Linked DNA regions of Mus musculus: region 2 is linked to region 1. Evidence: chromatin loops called from intact Hi-C (ENCODE). Cell type or tissue: gastrocnemius. All regions are shown on one strand. Each heading gives the region's core, and the rest is flanking DNA. Links, peaks and the distances in the headings are about the cores only.

The links. A loop is a pair of places that touch in the nucleus more often than their neighbours do. Peaks named below come from ENCODE experiments on the same cell type or tissue, not always from the same donor. Only the 100,000 strongest peaks of a DNase experiment are listed, where the experiment ranks them.
Region 2: a loop joins it to region 1, with 2.1 times the contacts of the local background. A loop is called at or near these places in 1 of 42 quality-filtered maps.

Annotation. Positions count from the first base shown.
Region 1 is chr3:122,309,824-122,315,200 of GRCm38, forward strand. No RefSeq gene overlaps it. Among named protein-coding and RNA genes, the nearest start is that of Gm40139, 9.2 kb to the right of the region's middle. In gastrocnemius, for the core only: no CTCF peak of the experiment used is centred there; a DNase peak (open chromatin) is centred at 2,435.
Region 2 is chr3:122,377,833-122,383,209 of GRCm38, forward strand. Gm4610 (predicted gene 4610) reads right to left here. Exons shown (of 2, transcript NR_168286.1): 2 at 1-32. Among named protein-coding and RNA genes, the nearest start is that of Gm4610, 11 kb to the right of the region's middle. In gastrocnemius, for the core only: no CTCF peak of the experiment used is centred there; DNase peaks (open chromatin) are centred at 155, 3,134 and 3,983.

The DNA.
Region 1 (5,377 bases), core at 244-5,243:
CAACACAGTCCTTACTCTCATGGAATGTTCTCCTATACTTTCCCAAATAGCTGCCAGGGCCAAGAGGGGTCACTCAGTGTACACTGCTTTCTTAGTGTGTAAGAGAAACCATGTCAACCTCCAACATCACCAACAAACCAAAATGGCCGTTCAACGCTTCCTTAAAAGGACAACCTGCCGTGTTCTGCATCCACTTAGTTTTTGAGAAACAGTGGTTTTCCCCTACTTTTCTTTTATTAAAATTTGATTTTTTCAGCATGAAGGAGAATTGGGGTGTGTATACATTTCCCCAGATGACCAGCATTGTATTCGTGAATACTGTGTATCTGGAATGAGCAGTGCGCAAGCTGTTCATTTTTCAATCTGAAGTAAAATACTTTCAAGAGCCAAAAAAAAAAAATTTTTTTTTCATAACTATACTTCTTGGATTTTAAAAAATTAATTAATATATTAATTTATTTAGATCCCGGAACACTGCCTCCCTTCTCAGCCCCCTTCACAAAGAGTCCCTCCAACCCCCTTCTCTGAGAGTGTGGGGCCCCTAGGTATCTCCCCACCCTGTCAAATCCTGTTTCATTTTCTCAGAGGATACCTTGGAGGCAGCCTGAACCTGACCTTGGAATCCCACAGGTGGATGAGGAGTGGCTTCCGTCTGGTTGCTGTGTAGTCCTTGCCAGTCTGCTGCCCAGGCTACTTTCCCACCCAGCCAAGCTGCCCTCTCGCATCCTCCCATGGCTCCAAAGTTACAGGGTGAGGCTTACAGATATTCCACACTTCCCACTGACTTCCCACGGTGTGTTAAGACCCCGTGAACATCTCACGTCACTAAGTCCATGTGCTTCCGCAAGGTCTTGAGAATGCCAAGGTCCCTAAAACATGAAGGACCCCTAGGGGGGAAAAATAGGTCAAGATCACTACTCTAGATGCTTCTGTTTTGGAGGTAAAATTGAGATGAAAAACAGACACCACCCCCTTCTATAGGCGGTTATGTCTGTGTTGAGAAGTAGATTCACTCTTTCTTAAATCTACTGATTTCTACTTCTCGGAGCTCCCTGGATAAATCTCTCTCGTGTCCTAAGAGAGCAGGAAATAAACAGCGAGGAGGAGGAGGAGGAGGAGGAGGAGGAGGAGGAGGAGGAGGAGGAGGAGGAGGAGGAGGAGGCGGCTCTGGGCCTCCTGGGAGGAGGTAAGAATGCCTGAGAAGCACAGCAGGACCACCCCCACCCCACCCCCATCCCCGCCTTCCCCTCAGGAGGCACGGGGCGGGGGGAGGGGATAAGGGGGTAAGCACATATATAGCCCAACGCAGTGCCTGGAGCATAGCGAGTGTTCCATAAATAGTTATTAAAAGTATGCCGGGTGTGGTGGCGCACGCCTTTAATCCCAGCACTCGGGAGGCAGAGGCAGAGGCAGGTGGATCTCTGAGTTCGAGGCCAGCCTGGTCTACAAAGTGAGTTCCAGGACAGCCAGAGCTATACAGAGAAACCCTGTCTCGAAAAACAAAAAACAAAAAACAACAACAACAAAAAAAAAGTATGGAAGAAAAAAGCCGGTCGTGGTGGCGCACGCCTTTAATCCCAGCACTCGGGAGGCAGAGGCAGGCGGATTTCTAAGTTCGAAGCCAGCCTGGTCTATAAAGTGAGTTCCAGGACAGCCAGGGCTACACAGAGAAACCCTGTCTCGAAACCCAAATAAAATAAAATAAAAAATAAAGTAGGGAAGAAAGGCACCAAGGAGAACTTGTGTGGACAGAGACCTAGGCTTCTGAGAAGGGGGCGAAGAAAATATGGACAAAAAACCTAAAGTCGGGATAAAGAGAATTTTTACTCATCTTGTAAACAGATTCCTACAGTGCCATTGAAAACGCTGGGGACAATTCCTATTGAGAGGATATGTTTGGTGGGTGTCAGAGGGTTTGTGCCTTTGCTCTTACCACCTGGGAAGAGCAAGGGCTGTGACCCCAGTGAACACAGGCTATAGTGGCTGGTACACAGGCCAGCAGTGGTCCTGCTCGGACAGACACACTGAAAGCCAGTTCACTATGTCCTTGACCTGTGTCCATGGATTCTTCAGCAGGGATATGGCGCTTATCATGATGTCCATAGAGCCCAACACCATTGGAGGGTTTTCAGGTAGTGAGTGGGAATCACGAAGAGCAGGTTTGGCACTCTAGGGACCATTAATCTGAGCCTATAGAAAAGTCATAGGAGCCAGCAAGAACGTAAGCTTGAATATGAGACACCTGACCATCTTTGTAAATCTCTTTCACACTCAACCACCTTGCAATTTGTAAGAGAAGCAGAGAAGACACCGATGTCCCCCATTCTATCAGTGAGGGAATCAAAGTTAATAAGGAGGAATAATTCCCAGGGTCACGCAACCCTGTGTCCAGGGTTGTTGTTGGAAGTTTACAGCTGCAGTGCTAGAAATGGCCAGCAGAGGGCACCCTCCACAAAGTGGTTGTTTGCAGTCTTTGTAGAGAGCAATGGTAACTCTGCTAGTATTGGTTCAGAGGGCAGGCAGGAGCTTTCTCACCAGATAAAATGCTACCTTGGTGATTTTTTTCCTCTCAGAGAATGCTTACCTAAACTGAATCCTGAAATACCAGGTAAAAGATCAGTCTACTAAGCAACCATCTGATAGCCTTCAAAAATAGCAAGGGTCAAAGAATTAAAAAATAGCAGTTCCATGTTTATGAAGATTAAAGAGATGGAACAACTAGATATAATGAATGAACGAACGAGTGAACAAACGAATGAATGATTTGAATGGGTCCTTGGGTGGGAAAAAGCCATAGACATAAGAAATATTAAGGTGGTTGATAGCATCTTAATTTGGACTGTGGGTTAGATAAATTGTGTCAATATTATGCTTTTCAAAGTTGTTAACTGTGCTGTGTTTTGACATGTTTCTCTCAAAATAATTTAGGGGGAAATGGGCATAATGTCCTTAACCTGTTTTTGAATGATACCTTCCCACCCCCACCCAAGAATAAAAGTCATAATAGAAACAGATGTAGGTAAAATGTGAACCTAGGTAGAGTGGATGGGAATTCCACATGCTGTACTTACGACTTTTCCGTAACTTCAAACTTATATCCAAATAAAAGACACACACATGCACATCTTATTCCGGAAGAGCCTTCCTACCTGATTTGAGGTCTAAAGTTCCCTCAGTGGGTTAGGGAGTACAGAGGGGCCTCTTAGGAAAGTGTGGCTTTGGCCCTCTGCAGAGCACTGACCTTTGCCCTGGGCTGGCCAGGGCACCTGTGTGCAAAGCTTATCTGAACCACCAGACAAGCAGGCGACCTTCACTGCACATGTTTGTGAATGCAACACACGCCTGTACTTGGCAGGAGAGCAGGGACCTTGCCCAAAAAAAGCAATCTGGAGCAAGGGAATGGGACAGAGGGAGCGCTCCAAGGTCTGTGCAGCAGAGAACAGAAGCATTCCTTAGCGTGGGTAAAGCCGCTACTTACTGCTTTCTGGGTTAGTCCTTCCAGAACATCCGGCTCCTAGGATCTGAGCATGGGTGATGTACATAGTCAAATATTAACAGGAAAATGATGCCGTGAGGAGAAGCTACTAGAGAGGACCCAGGATAGGGAGAGCCCAAGGTATACTGGAGAGGAGGCAGAGCCTAAGGGTGACCTCTCCCACCTACAGGATTCTGGTTCACACAGGCTTGGGATATGCAAGTCAAGTACTTACATCTCTAACAAGCCACCCGATTGGACCACACACAGTTGCAATGGCATAGGACACGACCATCCTGGCCATCTGTAGGTCTTTCCACCATGGCTAAAACTGCACATGAAAAAGTATTTTAAGAGGGGTTGGAGGGCCGGAGGGCTGGAGGGCTGGCTCAGCAGTTAAGAGCACTGACTGCTCTTCCAGAGGTCCTGAGTTCAATTCCCAGCAACCACATGGTGGCTCACAACCATCTGTAGTGGGATCTGATGCCCTCTTCTGGTGTGTCCGAAGACAGCTACAGTGTACTCTTATACATAAAATCAATAAATCTTTTTTTAAAAAGTATTCTAAGAGATCCAAGGGAAACTGGGGCTACTTTGGGGTGCACAGTGGTTCTTTGGACCGGACAACATCATGGATGAATGAACTCAAACTGAGATCAGGAGGGCATGGGATAGAGGAAGTTCCTTGAGAGAGGAGCGGAATGCACAAGCGAAGCCCAGCTGGTCCAAGCTCCTCCTCTGAGTTCTCTAGGGAAATAATGAGAAGAAAGGCAGGGGGTGAGGCAGGGAGGCTGCTATTGCTGGGACAGAGTGAGACTAAAGGAGACGTGACCAGAGGCAGCACCTTCAAAAGACCTGGTAGAGCTGCGAAAGCTGGCCAGGGGGAGGGGAAACGAGATAGGAGATCCAGGCCCTAGGCTCCAGTGAGATAAGGGCCGGAGGAAAGGGACTGTCCTGTCCGTGAGTCATGGAAAGAAGAGTGGTTAAGCACTGTAGCTAAGAGGGAGCTGAGCTCTACAAAGAGTTCCTTGTTTTCTTAAAGACTCCTGTCCTCTGATACCACCAAAGGAGGTGTGGGATATTCAAGTTTGGAAAGATAATCCCTATACATATACACATACACATACATATGTATACGTGACAGGGAATCAAACTAGGGCCTCCCATATGTTAAGCAAATGTGAGTCATAGCCTCAGCTATATAGTGAGACCCCATGTTAAAAAGAGTAGTGATTGGCTCTTCAGGGCTCTGACCTAAACAGTGGCTCAGTCAATCCCCTTGTGGGTTCATAATATAATGACGTTATTGGGAGGTGGAGCTAGCTGGAGGAAAAGGTCGTGGAGGTCACACCCTGGAGAGACAATGCCACTTACCTAATCCCATCTCTGTCTCTCTCTTCCTGCCTTCTGTCCAACAGTGTTCCTCAGCGGCATCCTTTAGCCACGAGGGTCCGTCTCACCATTGTCTCAGAGAAGCTGTCTACGGGCCCGGGCTCTCTGAAACCACAAGGCCAATGGATGCATCCTCCTCAGAAAGGCTTTCTCTCAGGTGTCTGTCGTGGTGATTGACATTCATAGCTGCTGACCAGAGAGGCTGATGTTGAAGGGAGATGAGGATTTTAGACAGAGTTTTGAAGCTATGCAGGAAGCCTAAGGTTTCCTCACACTGACTTCTGGGTGATCTGACTTGGAGGGGTGTACGCTCTGGGGAGGGGTAGGCATAACAACTACCTTAACTATATGCAATACTTTGCCTATGTCCTTAGAGAAACATAAGGGGCTAATATTCCAGAATTATTTTGATTACAGAAGTATTGCTGTTGAAGATTACATATACATATATATATATACACACATATACACATATACATATATACATCTGTAAAAGAATATGTTATCCAA
Region 2 (5,377 bases), core at 55-5,054, 68 kb after region 1:
TGTCCCTCAGCCTCAGCCTCTGGACTTTGCAGCTGTAAGATACAAAGAAGAGATCAATGATGTTAGTGAGAACACAATCCCTCATGGTGCGTAGACTCCTTTGCAGAGGCGTATGCCCACATGCCAGAGAGGGATTCCCAGGGGGTTATGATCTCTGGCACCAGAACCAACAGCAGAGGCACAGATAGATAGGAGGAAAATTAGTGGAGTTGGCTTACAGTTGTGCAGACTGGCAGGACTTAGAACAGATCGTCTGCAAACTGGAGACCCAAGGACACTGGAGCCCAGCTCAGTGTGGCTCTGAATGCTTTAGTATCAGGAAAGCCAATCTGTAGCTCTCAGCCCCAGGCAAGAAAAAGCCTGGGAGCCTGGGCTGGGGTGAGGGGGAACGGTATACATCCTAAAGTCGAAAGGCCAGAAATCCTGAAGTTGTGAAGCCCAAGGGCAGACGAAAGGAATATATCCCTCATCCAGAGACAGATAGATACTCAATATTATAAATATTCAAGTGTTTCTGTGTTGTTCTCCCCAGGCCTGGCTGTTTGGTTGGTTCCTGACAGCTTTAATCCTACCTAATCCACTCAAACCCATTGCCAGTCTCCTCTAGGAACGCCTTCATAGACACACTAAAAAACAAAGTTTAGCAGGTTTCTAGATGTTTAAGCCAGTCAAACTGCCATGTAATATTAGTCACACGGGAAAGGAAGAGGCATTTGACTTAGACTTGATTGATTGATTGATTGATTGATTGATAGGATCTCTGAGTAGTTCTGGCTCTCCTGGAACTCACTCCGTAGATCAGGCTGGCCTTGAACTCAGAGACATCCTCCTGCCTCTGCTTCCCAAGTACCAGGCATGTACCACCACACCAGACAAGATGTCATTCTTGAGCCTTCTCTTCCTGCCCCTCTGAGCAACTGGGCATAGGGCTCTGGGCTTCAGGGCATGGCAGGAACTGAGTAACATCCTCTCCCCACCACTGCTGATACCCATCCTGCTGACTTCACAGCCTTCCCTACTTCCTTCCTGCCCCACCCACTATCAAGTAAATCTCTCCCGCGGGAGATGCCTCTGAAGTGCTGCGGTGCCCAGAGCTGCCCTTCTAGCTTCTGCCAGCGGCAGCTGAATAGTAGTGGTACCCAGGGTCAACGTTGTCTCAGCTGCAGCACCTGAAGAGTTATCTCCGCCTTGTTCCAGCTGCTCAGCATCTGACATTCTCTCTCCACCCACCCTAGCAGGCCAATGGCAGGGCAGGCAGTCAGGGAAGTCACAGCATCCTCTTACTCTTTCTCTACCTCGTATTAAGGGAATGGGAAAAGAGGCCAACAAGGCGAACTCTGGGCACCAGAGTAAAGAAGTTTGTTCTTATACGTATCTCTTCTATGTGGGTCATATGTTCACAAAGCAGACTGAGTCCTGGGATCATAGGCACAGTCCTATGCCCAGCTTAGCCCCACCTCTTAAAGGCTCTGCCTCTTCCTTTAAACAACCCTTTAGCACATGGGCCTTTGGTGGAGAGTCTACGATTGCTGACAATGCTGTTGCCATCTTTTTGAGTGTGCTTGGGATCACTGGAAAGTGAAAGGGCATTTTAGCCTAATAACCAGAAGTGCCATCTTGTGAGCATGTATTGCACATTAAACCAATAGGACTTGATATACTTTATAGCACTTAAACTTTCTGATGAACTCTTTTTTTTTTTTAAGTTATCTTATTTATATGAGTACACTGTCGCTGTCTTCAGACACACCAGAAGAGGGCATTTGATCTCATTACAGATGGTTGTGAGCCACCATGTGGTTACTGGGAATTGAACTCAAGACCTCTGGAAGAGCAGTCGGTGTTCTTAACCGTTGGGCCATCTCTCTAACTATGAAGAACTTTTAATGCCACAATTGTTTTCTTTTTTTATATACTTGATTCCATAGAGCAAGGCTTCAGGCATCACTCTGAGTCCATATCTTTTCTCCATTTAGTGTACTGCTTCCTCTCCTGCATCATAATGCAGACCATGCCTACACAGCCTGCTGGCGCTTTCTCACCTTGGTACATATGGACCTTCATCTTGGGTACCCAGTGGCTTTGGGGTGAATGTCTGATCACAGTAAGTAGTCTAGAGCCTGTACCTATCCTCCTTTCGTTGTCATTGTTCCCAGTACAAGTTATTTTTGCCAACACAATTGCTGTGCTAGGTTTCTGCATCCTCCAGTTGGACTTTCTGCCTTGGTAAGCTTTCAAGTTGCCTGGAGCCTGGTTGGTTTAGGGCAGTTCAAAACCACTCTAGCACCCACATCTGCCTTCTGAGTCTGCTATGATGAATTCAGCTTCTATGTTGTAATGCAGAAAGGATAAATGCCACATTACTGGTGTGGTCCTCCACGTGTTCATGCATCCAAATACTTGGATCCCAACTGCAGGTAGTATCTTGGGATGTCATGAAACCTTAGGGAGGCAAAGCACAGCTAGAGGAAGTGAGTCCTGTGAGGGGCAGGCCTGAAGGTACACAGTCTGGCCACTTCCTGACCTGCCTGATCCACGAAGCTATCAGGAAGTAAGGAGTCTCAGCCATACATAGGTTCCTATTGCCAGGATGATGGCTGTGGTCACAGCCATGAGCTGAGCTCCTCCCTCAGCCATACCTTCCTCATCAAGATGGTCTGTACCCTTACGACAAAACAAAAACAAGTCCTTCCTCCCTTAAGTCTCTGCTCGTCAGATATTTAGTCACAGCAAGGACAGAAGAGTAGTGAGGAAAGACACCGGTGGACAGACTGCAGCCATCCCACCTTAGGCAGGGTATGCTCTGCAGAGTCTCTCGGAGGGAGCGTGTACAATTGAAGCCAAGAGTCTCATCGTGGCCACTGGCTCCTAAGCCACCTTTACTGGCCCTCCTCTCACGTAATGCCTGCTGCCGGCCCATTCTCTAGAAAATCATCTTCTTCAAGAAATCCTGCACTGTTTATGTTCAGATCCTTGCCTCAGGGTCTGCTTCGAGAGCTGTACTAACACACGCAGGCTCACTTAGCTCATGTCAATCTCACAGGCCTTGCCTATGAATTTATTGTCTTGAGGTCTTTGAGCAAAAGATATTTATGCTTGCAAAACAAAATTCGTAGCAGAATTGGGATTAATTCCCAATTGGCTGGCTTCGGGCCAGAGCTGATAAATCATTACTGCGGTTCCAACTTTTAGATGTGACATCTACAGATTTTTTTTTTAATTTCATTTTTTTTCAAACAATGATGACTACAGATCCTGTAAAAGTAGGAAAGTACAAAAGATCTATTTTTTGTAATAATTTCTACAACTGAAGGGATATTTACATGACCATTGTTTAAAGGTGTTTTGTTTTTGTTTTTTTAAACAGGGCAGAGGGCTGGAGGTGTGGCCTAGAGGTAGAGGGCTTGTCTCATGTTAGTAGCCCTGGACTCTCTGTTTCTAGCACACACACAAAAAATTGTTTAAGAGATTTAAAAGGCAGGAGAGCTTGCTTTTGACCTATGAGAAGGTCCCAGCCTTACTTCTGGCTCTTTACCCTCCACTCAGCCTACACTGGGCTTTCTCAGTGTGCAGCTGCCTACAGACAGCTACTGGAGGTGGACCGGTCATCCTTCCTCTAGAGAAAGATGCTGACATTCTTGGTTCAGAGGAACATCATGGGTGTTGGCGGATGTCACCCTTTGCTGCATGTCATCACAAATAGCTTCAAGTTGGCTGAGAGTTACCCTGGTACATCAAAGTGGCTTGTTCTGACAAAAACCCACAAAGCGTATACTCAAGGCCAAGCTTTGCAGCTTTTATCCTGATGAGCTGGAGAGCAGAGGTAGTGATTCATCATCACCCAGGTCTGTAGGCTTCTCCTGAAGAGCCACCATCTGTCCAGAAAGTGAGGGACTGAGTGCTGCCAGGTCAACTGCCTTGGATCGGCCAAACCATCTGCATCTGTTTACAAGGAGTCCTACATAGTTTGGAGGGTCTGATGGAGGCCAGCTCTGAGCTCAACTCTCTGGCACCATTCATGGAAGCACAAGCCACCAGCTCTGGCATTCACAAAGCAGGCGGATGAATGCCAGGCATCTCTACTGAGATTCCAGCCTCATCTTTGACAAGCTAGGAGACCTTGGATGGCCAGTTGAATCATCTCTAGAATTTGTCTTAACTTCAAAGGGGCCCTGCCTGTGACTCAGGAGTACATGAAAATTCCCAAGGTGGGGGGGGGGGGGCACTCCACTTTCCTTTTCTTTCCCAGACACTCACCATCAAGCCAAGAAAAGGGGATCCTTTTAGTTTGCAAAACAACAACAACAAAATCTTTAAGAGATAACTACTTCAGAATTTAGAAAGAAACAAGAATGGAAGTAGACCCACCATAAACCAGTGTCTGGCACATGGTAGGTATTTAACAGTTGTTTCTTGAATGAATGCCCTAGTAAACTAATAAATTGATCACTATTTTATATGGTGTTTGTCACTGAACCCTGTGAAAGGCACCAAAAAAAAAGAATATGCAGAAGTCACTAGCAGAATAAGTAGCTTTCATATTTTAAAAATAATTTCTCAGGCTGGTGAAATGACCAGTGGGAGAAGGTGCCTGTCACCAAGACTGGTGGCCTGAGTTCAATCCACAGGACCCCAATGTAGAAGGAGAGAAGCAGCCCCTACAAATTGTCCTCTGACCTTACGTAGGCACCATGGTAAAGCTATTTCTCTTTTTCTTTGACTTAAGATGAATATAAACCTTCATGGGGGTCTAGGATATAAATCAGTGTAGAACACTTGTCTAGTATGTGAGAGATCCTGTGATTTCCAGCACTGAGGTAAAAACCCATCTAATATTGTACCGCCAGAAATAGATGAAGGACAAACTTTGAACTGAATGAAGTCTCAAAACATCTAGAAACAAAACGAAAGAAAAAAAGTGAAAGGAGTCCCTGTCTGGAATAGTACAGTTTGTGAATTTTTAACCTTTTGAAATATTAAAGGCTGAAAATATAACTAGCTCGGGGAGGGATGAATTTATGAAAGCTCATCTCCAAGTCAGTTACTTCGGATTTCTCAGGGACTGTGCATGTGTGTGCCTATCTGTGTCTATGTGCCCCAAAAGACTCCCATGTTGACTCAAAGGCTATGCAAACCATGGCGGTAGCCTAGTTTCTGTGGCTATATGTTTTTTGGAATATCTTGTAAGCACCCACAATACACCTGGTCATTTCCTCTAGAGAAGAAATGCTTATCGAGACCCTGGTCTGTTCCAGACATTGTTCTAGAAGACTGAGAATATAGCAGTAAATAAGACAGTGACTCTGCTGTCAAGAACTCCCCCGGAGATACATATAAGTGAAGAGATAAATTACATGTATTGAATTAAGCTTCATAA